Linked DNA regions of Homo sapiens: region 1 is linked to region 2. A link is a loop called in an ENCODE intact Hi-C map of the cell type or tissue named here. Cell type or tissue: HepG2. All regions are shown on one strand. Links, peaks and the distances in the headings refer to the core of each region. The heading gives the core; the rest is flanking DNA.

What was found. A loop is a pair of places that touch in the nucleus more often than their neighbours do. Peaks named below come from ENCODE experiments on the same cell type or tissue, not always from the same donor. Only the 100,000 strongest peaks of a DNase experiment are listed, where the experiment ranks them.
Region 1: a loop joins it to region 2, with 5 times the contacts of the local background. A loop is called at or near these places in 1 of 110 quality-filtered maps.

Annotation. Positions count from the first base shown.
Region 1 is chr3:146,650,517-146,659,238 of GRCh38, reverse strand. No RefSeq gene overlaps it. Among named protein-coding and RNA genes, the nearest start is that of PLSCR5, 50 kb to the right of the region's middle. In HepG2, for the core only: no CTCF peak of the experiment used is centred there; a DNase peak (open chromatin) is centred at 3,718.
Region 2 is chr3:146,763,167-146,771,888 of GRCh38, reverse strand. No RefSeq gene overlaps it. Among named protein-coding and RNA genes, the nearest start is that of LINC02010, 150 kb to the left of the region's middle. In HepG2, for the core only: no CTCF peak of the experiment used is centred there; no DNase peak of the experiment used is centred there.

The sequences.
Region 1 (8,722 bases), core at 1,569-5,568, 110 kb after region 2:
ATATTAATTCCTTGGTTATAGATAGCTTTAGTGTGGTAATTTTCTCAAACACCAGTAGTAGTGGTATACTGGGTGTGTTGAACAGGCTCATGGCCCCCTGTGTAGCTGGGGTGGCAGAGGTCTCATTCCCAAGTGCTGTGTCCTTGTGACAGTAAATTTTGCCTTGGGAAGTGCAGTTCCACCTCCAGGCCCGGAGGCAGCACTTGCAGATAAGAGCCGGCTGTGGTGGTATCAGTAGGTTTATGCTTGATCTTTGTTTACCAGGAGCTAAGCTCTTCAGTGCCTCAAGAAATGGTCTGGGCTATGGAATATGTAGCAGTCTGGGCTCCATGATCAAATGGAGGTGGGAGACAAAGCTGGGCTGAGCTGGACAGGACAAGCCCATACTCCAGGCCCTCCTTATAATGGTCAGCATTAATGGGGTGGCAGAGGAGTCATCAGGGCCCTGGTGAAATGCACAGAGGTCTCTATATTGAGGGGAAGGGCTGTTTCATAACCCCTGTCTCAGCAGGTGGAATGTGATCTCTTTCCCTGTCATGCCCTGTGTGGCACTCAGGTTATTCAGTTTATTCACAACTGCTATTTATTTTCAGACTACAATGTAGCCAAGAGCTGTAGCAGCCAGCCAGCTGGGCAGCTCAACAACAAGCTTCCATGCTATCTCTTTGTGTCTGCAGTGGGGGATCCTCCTCCGCAGCCCCCGCAAAACACATAGCTCTGTGGCATTCTACTGCCGAAACACTGCAGCTCTATGCAGAGAGGGGTGGGGGGCAGGGATAGCGGGGTGGCAGGCTTGCTTTTCACACAAACTCCATGGGAGGCTACACTGACAGTGGGAAGACAGTTGTCCCTCACAGCCTCAGACAGGCTGTACTGTGGCTCACCTGTGCCAGTTTCCCATGCGAGCAGTAACTGGCTGTGTCTGCATCAGTGGGTGGAGTGGGAAGAAAAGTCCCTGTCTCTATGCTTGGGATCTAGCACAGAGGTCCTTTGGTCAATAAGATATAATTTCACGCCTCTCTTGCAGAGCTAAGCGCAGATATTGTGCCCCTGCTGGAAGCTAATCTGTCCCCTCACAACCCCAAGCAGGGAGCTCTAATGCACTGGAAAGTGTGCCCTTTGGCGTCTTTTGTTCCATGGGCTACCTTCTTGGTGCTCTGCACTTTCCCTTCCAGTAGGAGTAGCAGTCCCAGAAGGCTACAATACTGGGAACCCTGCAGCTTCCTTGGCTCCAACCAGCACTGTGCCAATGCTTGCCTCAGAACAGACAGTAAGAAATGTTCGTGAGATCTTTTTGGATATGGAGACACAATATCTGAGGTTCCCTGGGTAGGACATAGTCTCTCAATTCTCATGCCCCCAAAATGATGCCCTGCTGCAGCTGCTCGAGTCTGAAAGGAGGGTGAGCAACCTGGCAAGGGTCCACAGTCAGGTGTAATACCCTCAAGAAATCCCCAAGTCACCACTCACACTAGAGTCCAGGAATGCAAGGGCAGAGAGGCTCCCCCACAGTTTGGGTACCAGCAGTCTGCAGTAGAGATGAGGGCAACCAAAATACTCCCACTTACCCTTTCCGTGCAATACCAACTCCCTTGAGGCTCCTAGGTGATCTTTGCCAGTAGAGTTGCTCTCTTGCCTCCTCTTTTATTCTGTGCTGCAGTTTTTTCCCATGATTTCTCTGTGGAGTTCTAGTATTTTCTCTTTAATATTCTATTTGAGTTAATAATTATCTGTCATTTTGACTACTTTTGAGGAGAACTAGCATCCTTGTCTTTAGCCAGCCATCTTGAACCAAGTACAAACTGCACTCTTTTTATTAAAGAGTCTCCTTTCCAAAATTTTATATGCTTCGTGTCTCTCCCTAAAAATCTGGTCCTTCAACGATGCTAACAATAAATGTACATGCTTCTGAAGAGAATTAGAATAAAATAATTTTTTCTGATCTCCATTATTCTTCACACTTTACCAACTAACTTCTCCTTATCATTCATATATTAGCTTACTATTATTCCCTTAGGAAAGTTTTCCAAATCTCACCTCCACCCAAAAGCATGTGTGAGGTTCAGTGTTCTCTAAGCACCCTGCACTTCCGCTTGCTGACGTTTATCAAAATTATAGTTAAATAATTATTTCTATAATTTGTTTCTTTCATGTATATATCCTTTGCTAGAGTATAAACTCTGCAAGAAAGTTCTACATCCATCATGTTTATCATGTTTCCTAAACCTATAAATTGATTAATGTCAATGAGTTAATGAATTGATTACTAATGTATTAGTAATCAATGAATTAATATCTGGCATCCAGGAAGTACAGATAAATAACCTATTTTTATTAATATATAACTACTTAACTAATATACAAGTAAAATTATAGTTAATAGTATTAAAATTACAACTAAAATGTATTGTTAAGCTGATAGGCTTATTTTCTTTTATATTCGACAAAATCTTAGACGCCTCATATGAAAGTCTATGCATAAGGATGAAAAATGTAGATTGTTGTTATTTTTATTTTTAATGGTAGATATACATAACATAATATTTATCATCTTAACTTTTTTCAGTTATTTTTAAATGTACAACTAAACATTGACTATAGTCATTTGGTTGTGTGATCAAATAGTATCACAATGGTATGTGTTATTCATTCTTTCTATTTTTTTTTTATACCCATTAACCATCCCCATATTTCCTCTGCCATCCCCTCAACTTGCCTTCCCAGGAAAAATTTAAACATATGCAATTATCACCATAGAATTCTCTTGTGGATTTTATTTTCATTAATGACTGTGAACTTTTTATTTCTACAAATTACCACATAATTCTTATACACAAAAGGGCCAAAACGCAGTAAATAGGTAATCAACTCAATTTTCAGTGTGTTGCTATTGAGAATAGCAATGAGGTAAAAGAATTCCTCTTTGGACTTAAGCTTTGGAGTTAGAATTGTGTTCAAGTTTATGCTTAAACACCTACTGGTTGTTTAGGAAAAGTCGCTTAGTTTTTCTAACTTCTACTTTTCTCATGAAATATTGAGAGTATTTACCACACACATTGTTGTGATAAATATCAACTAAGTAAATGAACAAAATTTTACCACAATATTTAGCATAAACTGACATTTATGGTTACCTATTTTTATTTTAAAAACTACTTATAAATCAATGCTAACTAAAATTTCCAGACTAAGCTATTTTGCAGTAATGAATAAATAATGTCTTTGTTTTATTGTAAAGGAAAAATCATATTTACAAATTTAACTAAATATTTTAAGTACATTTTGGTTTAGGTTTATACAAAGACCTATTTTACATAACCCTGGTGGTACAAAAGAAGATAAATTTTTAAAGAAAACACAACTCGGTTAGTTGCAGCTCTAACATGGAAAGAAAAACAAATAAAAAAATATGAATCAGGAATACATGCAATAGTACTTAACAGGAACATGTTGTAACTACTTTAATAATCTTTTTGAAATAGTAACAGCAAAATATCAGCTTTATGTGCTCAACATCAAGGACAAACACATCTTCTACGATTTGAAAACATTGTACTGTGCATACTGGAATGAAAATGCTGCTGAACATATTCCAATAGTCTTATGGACAATGTGGAATGTTGTATCCTGAGAAAGTAGAAAACTTCTCATGAGAATGTTTGAAATGTCACTCCGGTTCATTTTAGATCAGAGTGCAGGTGGCTCTACAAAGCATTTGCTGGAGGCTTTGTGTTTATACAGTTGTTGCTTCCAGGATGGTATTGATTGGTTAGGCAACTAATAAAACAAGCAGTGCTGCTTTCATCTGTGTGCATTTTGGGGCTTCTAAAAGATAGAAAAGTGTTTTTAATTAGGACATGTTCCCTTCACTTATTTTACTTTTTGCTTCTTTCCTTTTTTTTTTTTTTCTTACAGTATCTTCTCGCATTTCGGAATCTCTCTCCCTGGTCATGATTCCAAACCCCTAGATGCTTTAGAAGGCAAATGATCCTGAGGGAGATATTCCTACTCAAATCTCAAGACAGACAAAAACCCTTAACATCAGCAAAACCAACATGCTCTTTATTGTTTCCATTTCATACATTTTGATTGAAAGTTATGTATTTTACTTATATTTTGAGGCTATCTGGATCAAAGTTTCTCACTTAAACATAAACTAAATTTACAGCGGAATCTATGAAAAATACTCTTATGTTCTACTATTTATATGACAGCTCCTGAATACATGAAAACACATTGTATACTAAATCACTGCATATCTAGGCAGTCATTTTATATATATACACAAATATATATTTTATATAAATAAAAATTATACATAATTCAGAATTACTTAAATATATACATTTGTATTTTTGCTTTTTTCTTTTTTTAGGTTCTTTCATTAATTTATATTTTCATAATTTTCTTATACTATTCTAATGTTGTTTTTTATCTCCATTTTCTATCTTCTTTCAAACTGTCCAAAATATATATCTTTGATTTTATAAAGGATATACAAGGAAGATTAAACACAATGTTTAAAAATTTAGAGACTATAAATAGAACTTATCAGGTAATTGTGGAAAATGTGCTATGGGGGGAAAAGTGACTTCAAGGAAACTTTTGAAAATGGAAAAACATAGCAAGGATTAAAATTTGACCACATAAATTAGCATATAAACTGGGAATTAAAGCGTTTCTAAGGAGGAACATAAAATGTGAAAGTGCTAGTATCAATTAAATAATGGTAATCAAATAGCTAAGAAAATGATTTTCATTGATATCGTACCTTTTAGCTCAAATAAGACAATTCTTTCATTTATTATTCATTTAACGTGCTTAAATAATCTAAAGAAAAAGGCAAGAAGAATTCATTTTGATAGACCTTATGCTGTATTTTTGAAATATAAAAGCTGAGTACTTAAAACAGTTTCTTAAAATGTAATTTAATTAATTTGAATGAACACACATGTAAAAGAAATTATACATAATCAAAATCCTGGAGAAGAAAGGCAGTATAGTATACCATAGTGCTTCTCACCAGGTGGTCCCTGAACCAGTGGCATCAGCAACACTCGGAAACTGGTTAGAAATGCAAATTCTCAGGCACCACCCCCGACCTAGTGCATCAGAAACTCTGGGTTTGAGACACACCAATTTGTATTTTAACAAGCTCTCCAGGTGATTCTGGTGCACTCTGTAGTTTGAGAATCATTAGGAAACTGGTTAATAGTACTTACTCCGGAGCCAGACTGGCAGTTCAAGCTTAACTTTGCTACCAGTTAGCTGAATGACTTTAGTCAAGATACTTTAACTTATTGTTCTATAAAATGGGGCAAAATAGTACTGTCCCATAATATTGTGGGGATTAAATGAATTAATATGTGGAAAAAACCTAGGCCATTTTTTGATACAGAGAAAAGACTCTGTAAATATTAGAAATTGTTGTTATGAATATGAGGTGAGGCCAAGTTCCACTGAAATGAGTGACTTGGTCAAGGTTATACAACTAGTCTCACTTAAGGAATTAACCCACAGTTTTCCCCCACTCATAAGCAGTGTCCGTTTCACATCCATGGAATTCTTGAAAATAGCCACATTTTCTCTAAATGACCAAGTAGTAGACTAATAACATATACATACAGTAATTTTATAATATATATTTCTTGGTCTGAATCTTTATTTTGCATTTTTAATGGTGAGTACTGAAAAGGCCATCAACACCCTTTTCACGAAGCTTTTCATCTCTCTTTTTTTTAACATAGTGATAACCACCAATTACTTTTATTTCATAATCAGTATAACAGGCATGTGCCAGAAATTGCAGAAAGTTTATTGGATGGAAGATAATAAGATCAACATTTACTGTAATAGCAAATAGAAAACTATAGCTTCTAATTTACATCAGCAGGAAAAGAATCAGGTGTCTCTTATAGAATACATTATGCAATTTGGGGAAAGAAAACAAGGAAAACATAAAAACAAGCTTGCATTAATATAGTATTAGGTGCTTTCACAAATAAATCTAAAATTAAGCAATAGCTAAATTGCAATAGACGTGTACTCCTAAATCATGTAGTCATCCCCTGCCGGAGTTCCTGAACCACTGGCAGATTTTCTCCATGGGTGAATTAGGCAAAAAAAAAGTCTCCCTCTATCCTGTGGCTCCAGTATCTTGAAAGGCCTTGTTGTAATCTTCACTCTTTTGGCAAAAGTGGAAAAGAACACGAAGTAGGCACATCCATTGTTAAAAGCCACCACTCAGAACAGACACATCATTAATCCTCTCACATTCCCTCATCCAGGACAGTCATCTGGCCACACCTAACCACAGGGAAGCTGGGAATATGGGTGGGCTCTGTGCTCACTACAACTAACCACACACAAGACATTCACTTATCTGATGCTGAATGTAGTGTCAGATAGGTAATAAGTAAATAATAAATTTAAATATGAAAGTTGGAATTTTTTTTCCTTATTTGTGTAGGTAAATCAGAATATCATGCTTGAAATTCTTTATCCAGTAACATGAGAAGAAAAGCTGTTACCACAGAGGACTATTGTGAGAATTAAATGAGAATGTGTATTATTTTAGTTTAACCTAGTATCGGCATAGTAAAGAGTCAACAATCTTATACACATATATCTAAAAAAGAAAAAAATACTTAGAGAAAAGAAAAGCAAAGAGCAGTAAAGGAAATACGGCCTAAGTTTAAGAATTTACAGCAAAACAATTTTGGATATTTTAATATTTATCATAATTTCTTTAAAATCACTTTATTTTAATTATGGGCTCCTTTAGGTCTTAGGGGACTCTAAGCCATTAAATCTTATTAACATTTTAATTAGAGAAAACTCAATTTCAACTTAGTGCATATAGTTTTCATTTCTCTAGTTTATAAGTTGTTTATGGCTTCAGTCCTTATGTCTATGACCGAAAGGCTATATCACAAAGAGCACTTATCTCTATTTCTACACTGGAATGAGCGCAAAATGCACGAGCACAAATGTAAGTACCGAATCCAAATTACTTTTGTAAGAAAGCTGTTTTTTTGTTTGCATGTTTTTTTGTTTTTGCTTTTTAAGACAGAGTCTCGCTCTGTCGCCTGGGCTAGAGTGGAGTGCAGTGGCCCGATCTTGGCTCACTGCAACTTCCACCTCCAGGGTTCAAGCAATTCTCCTGCCTCAGCATCCCCAGCAGCTGGAACTATAGGCTCATGCCGCCAAGCCCAGCTAATTTTTTGTATTTTAGTAGAGACAAGGTTTCACCGTGTTTCCCAGGCTGGTCTCGAACTCCTGAGCTCAGGCAAGCTGCCCACCTCAGCCTCCCAAAGTGGGAAAGCTGTTTTTAAAAAGCTGTTACTCCTTATTCAATTCAGTGATTTAGTATCGTTATAACATATATTTCTTCCAAAGCAAACCTTCAGTGTACTAATAAATGTGTGAATTAAGTGTAATTATTTGTCAATTAAAGGAGAAGGAGCAGAACATTCAGTTATTGTAGGGAGAATATGCCACTCAGTCTAAGCTAGCTACTGAACACCTCAGTAATACAGTGTACATAAGACCCTCACAGAGCATAGATGTCAATACTTCCAACCAGGTAACTTTAATTCTCATCCTTAAGGTCAGACGCCTTGATATTTGTACCAGAGATTCTATTAACGTTCAATATTAAATTACTAAAATATTCCTGGCAAAGCCAACATAATAGTGAATATTATAATTGTAAGTCAATGGCAATAAAATGTAAAAGAATAATTTGACCTAGCTAGAAAGTCTAAGTGTATAAAATAGATGAGAAAAAACTGTAAAATATTTTAAAATCCTATTAGGAGAAATCCTTGCTTAGAGAATCTTGAAGCTTTGTTTGTTTTGTCTATTCATTTTGAAATTCTGCCTGAAACAGCAAAACAATTCTCAAGAGAAAATAGGAAATATGTAACATTTGAACTAAAATAGCCACTTCAGAATACATGACTCCTTTTGCTATTCTGATAGCTCAGTACATTTCCACATAGAGTTCACACCCTAAAACATGGAGGAAATAAGAATGTCACAGAATAAAGGAGGATACAAAGCTTCACAGAATGAATGACTGGTAAAGATCAGTGGGGAAGAAGGTTCAACTGTCCTGCATATGCACTGGATTTAGATACACACTTCATCCCCTTTCTTGCCTTTTCCACTGGGCTTGTGGATTAGCAAGAATATACCCAAAGATGTGATATACCATGTGAACTCAAAGTGGCAAATAGCATACAGGGCAAATCGGGAAGCTACTTTAATTTTGATTTGGAATTCTCTAATACCCCACCCCCATCAAACACACACACACATTCAGGATCTTTCTATTCTTTGCTAACATTGCTCAACACACTTCCAAATTGGCCTCCATGGTAACTAAACTCTTTTAGGGCATTAGGCCAGCATTATGCAAAATAATAGTAATAAATGCACAAGCAACTCAGATAATAGTCGTTCAGTAAATGATAGCTCCTACCTCTCTTTACAGAAATATTTGCACTATCATAAAAGGATCTGAAACACTATTTTCAAGCCTACAACCCTAAGAAATAAAATTCTAATTATAAAATCAGATTTCATAACAGGTGCTTGGGGACAGATCTGGTGGCAACATGTCTTAAGAGGTCAGACCACATCAATTGTTACCTGCTTATGCACAGAGATTTCCCTTAAATCAGTGCTTTGGGAATTACTGTAGTCAAGAACCAAGAAT
Region 2 (8,722 bases), core at 2,282-6,281:
CCTCTGTTGGCTGCCTAACCCATCACTCAATCTCAGTCTCAGTTTCCAGCCTGTACTAAGGAGGCTAAAAAATGTAAATATTTACTTTGTTACCCTCTGCTGTAATTGTTTGGTCATATGACACACTTCTGGCCAATAAGACTTACGTAAATTTGGCTGAAAACTCTGGGGAAGCTTTTGCTTTCAAGATAAAAAGTGATACTTTTGACTTGTGGGGCCCTTATCCTCTTCTTCCTTCATTGATTAGGGACGTAATGCCTGAAATTGCATGTTCCATGGAGAAAATAGCAAAAGAATCACTGCTACTACCACGTAGCAGAGCAACTGATCAATGGCAGCAACTGCCTAACTATGACTGGTTCACATCTGAAAAATAGAAATCCCTGTCTGTTTAATCCATGCTTAATTTATCTGTTATATGAAGTCAAAAACATTCCTTACTGGCAAAATGCCTTTTTTCTTCCTTATTCTCCATCATTTATTTTCCTCTTACATTAGTTATAGTTTGTAATTTCTTTGTCAAATATATTCAATGATGTAACACTGTAGTATTATAGAAAGCACACTGCATTGGAAACATAGACTCATATTTTATATTTAAATCTCCAAAAATAATCCCCAAATCCTTTAGAGAAGACAATTGGAGGAAATGGTGTTAGAAGAGTCTGGGATTAGGGTCACTATGTAGAAAATAGAAACATGGTGAACTATCTGGCAGGCCATGGAATCACTGTGGATACTTATCCCCTGCTAAGGAGGAGGGGAAAACACACTCTGGCATTTCTCATCTTCTTGTTCTCTAATCTCCCCATTATCACCCCTTGTCTGAAGTCAAACAGGAAATAATTTTATGGGAGCCTAGGAGCCATGCCTCCCAGGAGCCAGGCCTCTGTATTACAGAGCAGTGCCAGAGGTGAGTTATGTATCAGTGGGCATACAAATCCAGGACCACACACAAAGGAGTATCAGAGATAAATATAATATCCAGGATCAAGAGAGGAGTCGTCTCAGGAAACTTGGATGATATTTGTGAAAGGACCAAAAAAGTAAAACAGAGCTTATGAGTTAGAAAAACATCACAATAACGTAGAGAAAAACAGGAAAAATTATAGTCAAGGGTGTTTACCTTTCATTTACAGGATTTTTAAAATCCCTTCTGGAACACTTTTCCCAATATATTTCATTCATTGATTCATTCATTGATTAAACAAATATTTATTGTGCTCCTAGTATGTTCTAAGAACGGGACAGATGGGACCATATGCACTCTTAGTACTTCACTCATTGAAACAAACAATGTTTCTTTTTCCTACAATATTGTTCCCCCAAACACTTTTCTTGCAAATTCTTATCCTTCAAGATCCACTCAACTGTCCCCGCCCTGGGAAGGCTTCCAAAACCCCTCTAAACCCAGTTAAGAACTTCCTTTCCACTTAAGTTACTTAATTGTATATATTGTAACACTTGTCACAGTACATTGTAATTATTGCTCCTCCTCATTCTCCTATTGAACTATGAATATTTTGAGGGAAAAGGCTATAGAGACAACTTCTTGAATTTTGTCAGCATTTATTTTACAAAAGGTATTAGACATTTGTATATGAAACTGTAACAAATTTATCCTGATTTTTGGAAAACAACATGAACAATTTTCTCTACCAATTCCTCATGAAGTACTCAAATTTAAACACTGTCTATGTTTTGGGAGCAATTATACAAACTTCCAAAAAATACCTTAAAATGCTTTTATTTTATTTTATTATTTTTTAGAGACAAAGTCTTGCTCTGTGGCCCAGGCTGAAGTGCAGCGTGTGATCACAGGTAACTGCAACATTAACTTTTGAGTAACTAGGACTACAGATGTGTGCCACCATGCCCAGTTTATGTAATTAATTTATTTATTTTGTTTAGGTAGGTCTTGCTATGTTGTCTGGGCTGGTCTCGGCCTCCTGGCCTGGAGCAATCCTCCCTTCTTAGTCTCCCAAAGAGGTGGGATTACATGCATGAGCCACCTGACTTCAAAATATAAATTTTAGATGTTACAATATTGCAATATTTCAGATTTAATTTTTCTTTCAAGTTTGCAGTTGCAGTGGGACTTGGGAATAATTATTATTTATGATAAAAGTGTGGTTTCTCTTATCTAGTCATCTATTTTTGAAATTTTTATTCTGTTTAATTAAACCCTAAAAATTGATAGTCAACTCAGCTGAAAACCAAATACATGGGTGTTTTTGTGTTTAGCTTATGAAGACTAATGCAGAGAGACATTAAGAACCAAAAGACATTTATTTTCAGGTATAAAACATTTATCTTTTCATTATTGCCTTACATTTGAAAAAATTGTGATAGACATTATAATGAGAAGGATGATTTATTGCTCAGTACATCCCATATGTTATCTAGGCAAATTTACATTTCTTGAGTTATATTATCCCATAGTACAGCGTTATGAAATAAGCACAGTTACCTTCTCAATTTACTGATAAAGAAACTGAAAGTTATCTGAGAATTCACAGTTAAGATGAAGATTCAAACAAGTCGATAAAAACATAAATTACACAAGTAAGACTAAGAACTCATTGTTTTCTTGTAAGTATGGAAACTTTTGTTTGTTTTAAATGAAAGAGTTACTGGGTTAGATACAAATGGTAATGTTATAGAGCATTTAAGTTGCCTGCCTAGAGCCACAGATGTGCGCTTGAGCACACAGTTGAGATGCCATGTTGCCAGTATTGTTTAGATTCCTTCGCTTTGACACATTTATACTAAAGTTTCATCCTTGCAGCTGAGGCATCATACATGGCACAAATAGTTTTATTAAACACCATGAGATAAATATCTTAGTGATCAATTCAGCACTTGCAATTTGCCAACTTTGTTTTAATCAGGAGTTAATGACGTACGGCACTTCTAGTAAGTAAATGAATGTTTCAATTGCTGTGAGTTATTTTAATAATTGCTCAGCTAACCATTTAAATTATCAAAGATCTTTACTTGTGCAATGTCATATAAATGCTGGAAATTAAAAATTAATCAACACAATTTATGTAACTAAAAGCTGCCATCTAATGGGATATTTTTCAGTAAGACGACAGCAGTAATTATGCTGAAAAATATTCATTCCTGTAGTTTGAACGATTATAGCAATTTCCACCAGGGGATTTCGCAGTTAGATTCTAGTTCTGGGCAACAGTGATTAATATAATGGTTATTAATGAGAAGTCATTTTGATACTTCTAGCAGTGTTTAGGTGTCAATGCCTTGAAAGAAACATGTTTAGCATATTAATAATAAAGACTGTGTTGGACTGGATACTAAGAAACCTATTGGTTTGCTTTTCTTGTCTTGCATAACATGAAAGGTCAATTAGACATATAGAAACAATGGAACATTTCGCAGCAGGGCCTAACATTTCACTGCACTTTTAACCTTTTAGCCATGTATAAAGTTCATTAAATACCCGAAGATAGGACTGTTACAGGAAGACAGTGGTGGGGTCAGAGGTCACAGTGAAAAGCAAGACGACAATCTCTCCTGGATGGCATCCTGACAGCTAAGTTAGAGGGAGAATTACCTTTCTGGTTGCCAACAGGGAACAAGGAGAATGAAGCTATCAGCAATTAACATTATTGGATTAATTAAAATGAATGTTGACAGAGATTTTATTGGCTTTACATCAAATTGAATATAGGTAAGATAATCCCTTATCAAATTTCATAAATGTAAAAGCGTAGATTAAATGATTACACAATCCATATATTTTGGGTAACACATATAAATATATATACACATGTGCACACTTGCAGTGTGCAAATATGTGTGTCCATCTAAATGTACCCAAATCCACTGACCCAGAGTTAAAAAGTTAGAAATTATTCTCCCACTTTACCATTCCCTTTTCTAGAATTTTGTCACAAATATAATTTTTTCATTTATTTGAAGCCTACTGTTTGGAGCCATGTAATGTATCGATACAGTATATGGATACTGTGTGATATCACAGGGTTTGTGTCAGAGAAAAGAATAACACTGTTGTTATAAAAGATCTACATTGTGAGGAGAAAGTTTAACTTCACATTACTATGGGTACAGAAGTATGATTACATCAAAAGCTCAAATCAGCACCTAGAATTTATTTTGAATGTTTTATTTGAAATACTTATGTCAAAAAGATTATTGTAATAGAATAATAAAATTGAAAAAATAACGTTTAAATGTTTCCTTTAATTTGTTGATGATGTAAAATGTAAGTAGAATGCTAAAAATTAGTGTATAATATAATTTCATGAAGAATTCTTTATAGTTTTCATAAAATTAATAGTCTCAATTGAATTTTTTTAGACTGAGACAATTCTATACATCATTTTATTGTGCTTTTATTTTACTACTTGCTTATATGTCATAATGGATAGAAATAAAAATATTTTTATTTAAGCATATACAAAACTTGGATTCTTGTTTATGTTTTCTAGTGCGATGAAGGCAGCAATAATGTTAACTATGTTGGAAAATTTTGATTAGCCTAAAGTTCTTAACTTTCTTTTCTTTTTGAAGTTTGATATTTCAGTCTAGGTCTGAGATGGAGTTGAGTGTGATCATTCTTTGATTTCACTATGAGTGCTGAGTTCCTAATGCGGTGTTAGGAATGTGTAGACTTTAAAGCTTGTTTTCTTTTTCATCATCTCCCTTTGGACTTGCATATATGATTTCTACAGTAATATGCATCATTTTCTGACATAAGGTTGCTGAAAAATACAAGCATAAATACAATTCTTTACTTCTGTGATTCTTTAGGAACAGAGAAATAAAACTAAAAAATAATTATGGTATGAATGTAAGTCAGCAGTTTATCATACAGGTACAATAACAGTGTGGAAATACATTAAAAAATACATGCCTCATCTAAAACATGAGGTAGTAAAAATGAAAAATTTAATTTAACATAAATAACAGTTTAAAGGTTATGATTATTTCTGGTGAGAGCAAGTAGCACTAAAAATCCTATTTTCCCTATTTTATTATATGAAAATATAACTGTATTTTCAGGCTTAAAAAAAAGTTAACTCTAACCTAAGCAGCAGTTGTACAGCCATTTCAAATGGTGGTGCAGCATTTTTTAATTTCTCGGAAAATCTTTTGGGAGCAATATAATATAGTTCTATGAAAAATTAATCAATGAAATTATTATGACTGTAATCTCATAATTTCATTGTCCTTCTCCTTTCAGTTTTTACTTATTCTCTTTAAAATTCAAATGCCCCTAAAAAGCATATCATACATAATAATGACTGAAAATAGTTGCAAAATAAAAATTGAGTAGGAGAGACATTTCAAGGTTTCTTTTATGAGAATGCTACGTTAACCATGTGACATACACATGCTAAAAACAATTGTGGAAAAAAATGACTAATATTTGTGTAGCACTTGACAGTTTACACAATAATATCAAATATTCTCATTTGACCTTCAAAAGGATTTTTAAACTCGTGTTTCACAAATGAGGAAAATGAGATTCAGTAATACAAATCAGAGCTGTTACATCTCCTTATGATCATGTCACCCAATAAAGCAGAGGCATTTGTTTTCTTGAGAAGAGATGAAGAAGGCAAAATTTATTAAAATTATGAGTCTTTTTTGTAGTTTCAATTGTTTATTAATGTTTTGTTTGTCAAAATTGTTGCCCTTATTTTCAGTATACTTTCTGTATTTGCCTATTACAGCAGTTATCACATTTATTATTTCTCATTTATCTCTGTGCCTGCTAGAACTGCACACTCAGAAGAGAAAGGACTACGCTTCTCTGAGCTTCTTGCAGAGTGACAGGCTTATTTTGACATTTAGAAACTATCTGTTGACTGTTTGTGACATTTTCATTTAAGTTACATTTTAGGTCACTTGATACTAATTTTCTATTTAGTATTAGGTTTTGGAGAGCTATTTTTCTTATTACAGTGTTTTGAAGTATATTTAAGGATATACTTATCCTGAAGTGAAGAAGAAAACCAGTGAGGCACTTTTCAATGTTACATCATTTTAGTTATGATTGCTCCTTTTTCACGTTACTTGCATTTTCCGTAAGATCACCTTGCTGTTTTTAAAACAGATAAATATCTATTGTAATTTAGGAAATATACTGCTTTAGTTTCAGAAAGTGGGTAATAGTGTCATTGATGTGGGTAATAATATCATAATGAATCATATCTAATTTTGGAAATACCCCACAAATCACTTCAATATCTGCATATTTTAAAATAATATGCATTATACTCTTTGTTCACTTTCCTTTCTGTATTACTGTTTCTTTCCTTCTTTCTCTTATTTTTTTCTTTCAGTAAATACTGAGCCTCTACAATGTACTCATTCTTCTAGAAATCTAAAATCTGGCCAAGAGTAAGCGTTGTCCTCATGAGCTTACATTCTAATGCAAATATCCAGTAAGAACACACTTTTATGGAAGTGTTGTAAATACACAAATCTAAAAACAAAGAGCCAAGAATTCCAAACAGCTGTTTTTCTTGATAAGACTCTAGAATTAATAATATGTATAATTGTAACTGAACTCATCTGTGATAGTGTCCATTTAATTCATCAATTGCCACAGAAGACCAATTGTTCAAGCAAAATAAATAAAAGTTCCTTATATTGTTCTCCAATTGAAAATATATATGACATTAATATGTATTTATTTGAGGTTTTCTTTTAAATTTTTGTACACCTAACACTTTAGCACGTGCAAATTTCATAAGAAAAACCCACCTGTAAAATGCTGGTTATTGGAATAATTCTCAACACAATATTGCCAATGTCAAAGTTGAGTGTGTATTATAACAGTAAGTAGATGATGAATCAGAAAGATTCTGACTGGGGATTTCAAAACATTCTATATGGTAACATGGCGATTACATACAGATTCATGGATCTATTTCTATCTTCTTTAAATCCATATTTCAATTAATTGTCCCAATGCCCTCAGAGAAGGGAAAGTTATGTACAAATAACCCCAGTCTAAAAAAGGCTGTGACCTGAATGATAGTGGAAAGTGCACAAGATTCCAATGGAGTGAACATGGCAGTTGTTTCTCCTTTATATGTTATAAAGAGAACTAGGGGTCAAATTGCATAAATGATAAATGGAAGGTGCTTGAATTGGGTTGGTTCTTTTATGAACATTATACATTGACCCTGGCAGCTTTGACAATTACATCCATCATTTCTAGGAATCTGTTCCAACACTCAGCCTGCTCTCTAATGTGACCAAATAACCAGTTTGTGAATATAGGAATCAAAGATTGATCTTCTGTGCCACTGCACTGATTAAGTTTGTTACTTACTGGAGCTTTTCCATTACATGGAATTAGGTAAGGATCATAATTCATTATGGCACACCTATAGATAGATGTTAGAATGCTTTAATCTTCACTTACTAGGCTTCAAAAGGATTAATATTAGACTTGTAACTTTGATAAGCAAAATGAAACAAAACTTTTAAGAAACCCATTGCGTACTTTTAATGTTGTTTTATTACTTCCATGTTTCTTGAATAGAAAGAGCTGGTTGAAGATGGAAATAGACCAGACCATTTTAATTTTTACACTATTGTGACCTGACAATAACTTAGGCACCAAATTTCAGGTTTAAAAGAATTTTTCTGTCCCAAATATCTTTTGTGTGAATAGAAATATATGTAGATTGAGGAGCAGGTCTTCTAATCACCAAAATCATTACATGCAACATTGTTTGCTGTCATAATATTCTTCCCAGAAAGTCTATCAACTGCATGAAAGTACCTCAAAGGCTGGAGAGATAGTCAGAATGTATTTGAAGTCCTGAAAAGCAACTTAAGATTTTTGACTTTAGGTGATGTTGTATATTAAATGGCAGAGGGTCTAGTCTCAGAATTCAGAGACCTGAATTTGAACTCTGGCTTCACCATTTACCTTGGCATTATTATGTATTCTTTCCACCATTTTTGTTTTTTCTACCAATGGATATACAAACTATGATATTTATCTTTTAAGAAAAAACCACAAATGTACTTGAATCCTTGGCACTGAAATACTTTAAGTACCACCCCAATAAATATTACATTTATCTATGATTTATATAACACATTGCTTTATGTATATCACACAATATTCACACAGAAATTAAGGTAAACCAAATGAAACAAATCAATGTCAATTATTTTATTTCTATTTACTAATGAACAACATACAATTTTTTTAATGAAACTTGCATTAGCCCTAATTATATATTTTCTTAGGAGCAGGTTAGTTAGACATGGTTCATGATTTCAAAAATATTTTAATATTTGTGAATAAACAAATTTTAATGCCGGGGTCTAAATTTAGTTTATTTCTATGTTTGGTATTAAAGACAGTAATATATGAAAATGTTATATTTACCATTGTATAATACATGTAGCATAAAATATATACATACTAGATAAAGTTCAGTATTTATTATAGTGGTTGTAAATCTGTATTTCAAAAAATCCTGATACTTTCAACTTATTTTTTGCACTACTTATCATTGTCATTTTTTCAGCTCACATTGTGGCTGAAATAACTTGTAGTGAAAGAACTATTACTCTGCTGTTTTTGGTAATGTGCTTATTTTATTTGTATTATCTTTAAAAGAGTCATTTTAGGCCACTTGTCAATTTTGTGACGGCTAGTTTAGTTCCAACTAAATAAAATTATCAATAAATATCCTTATTG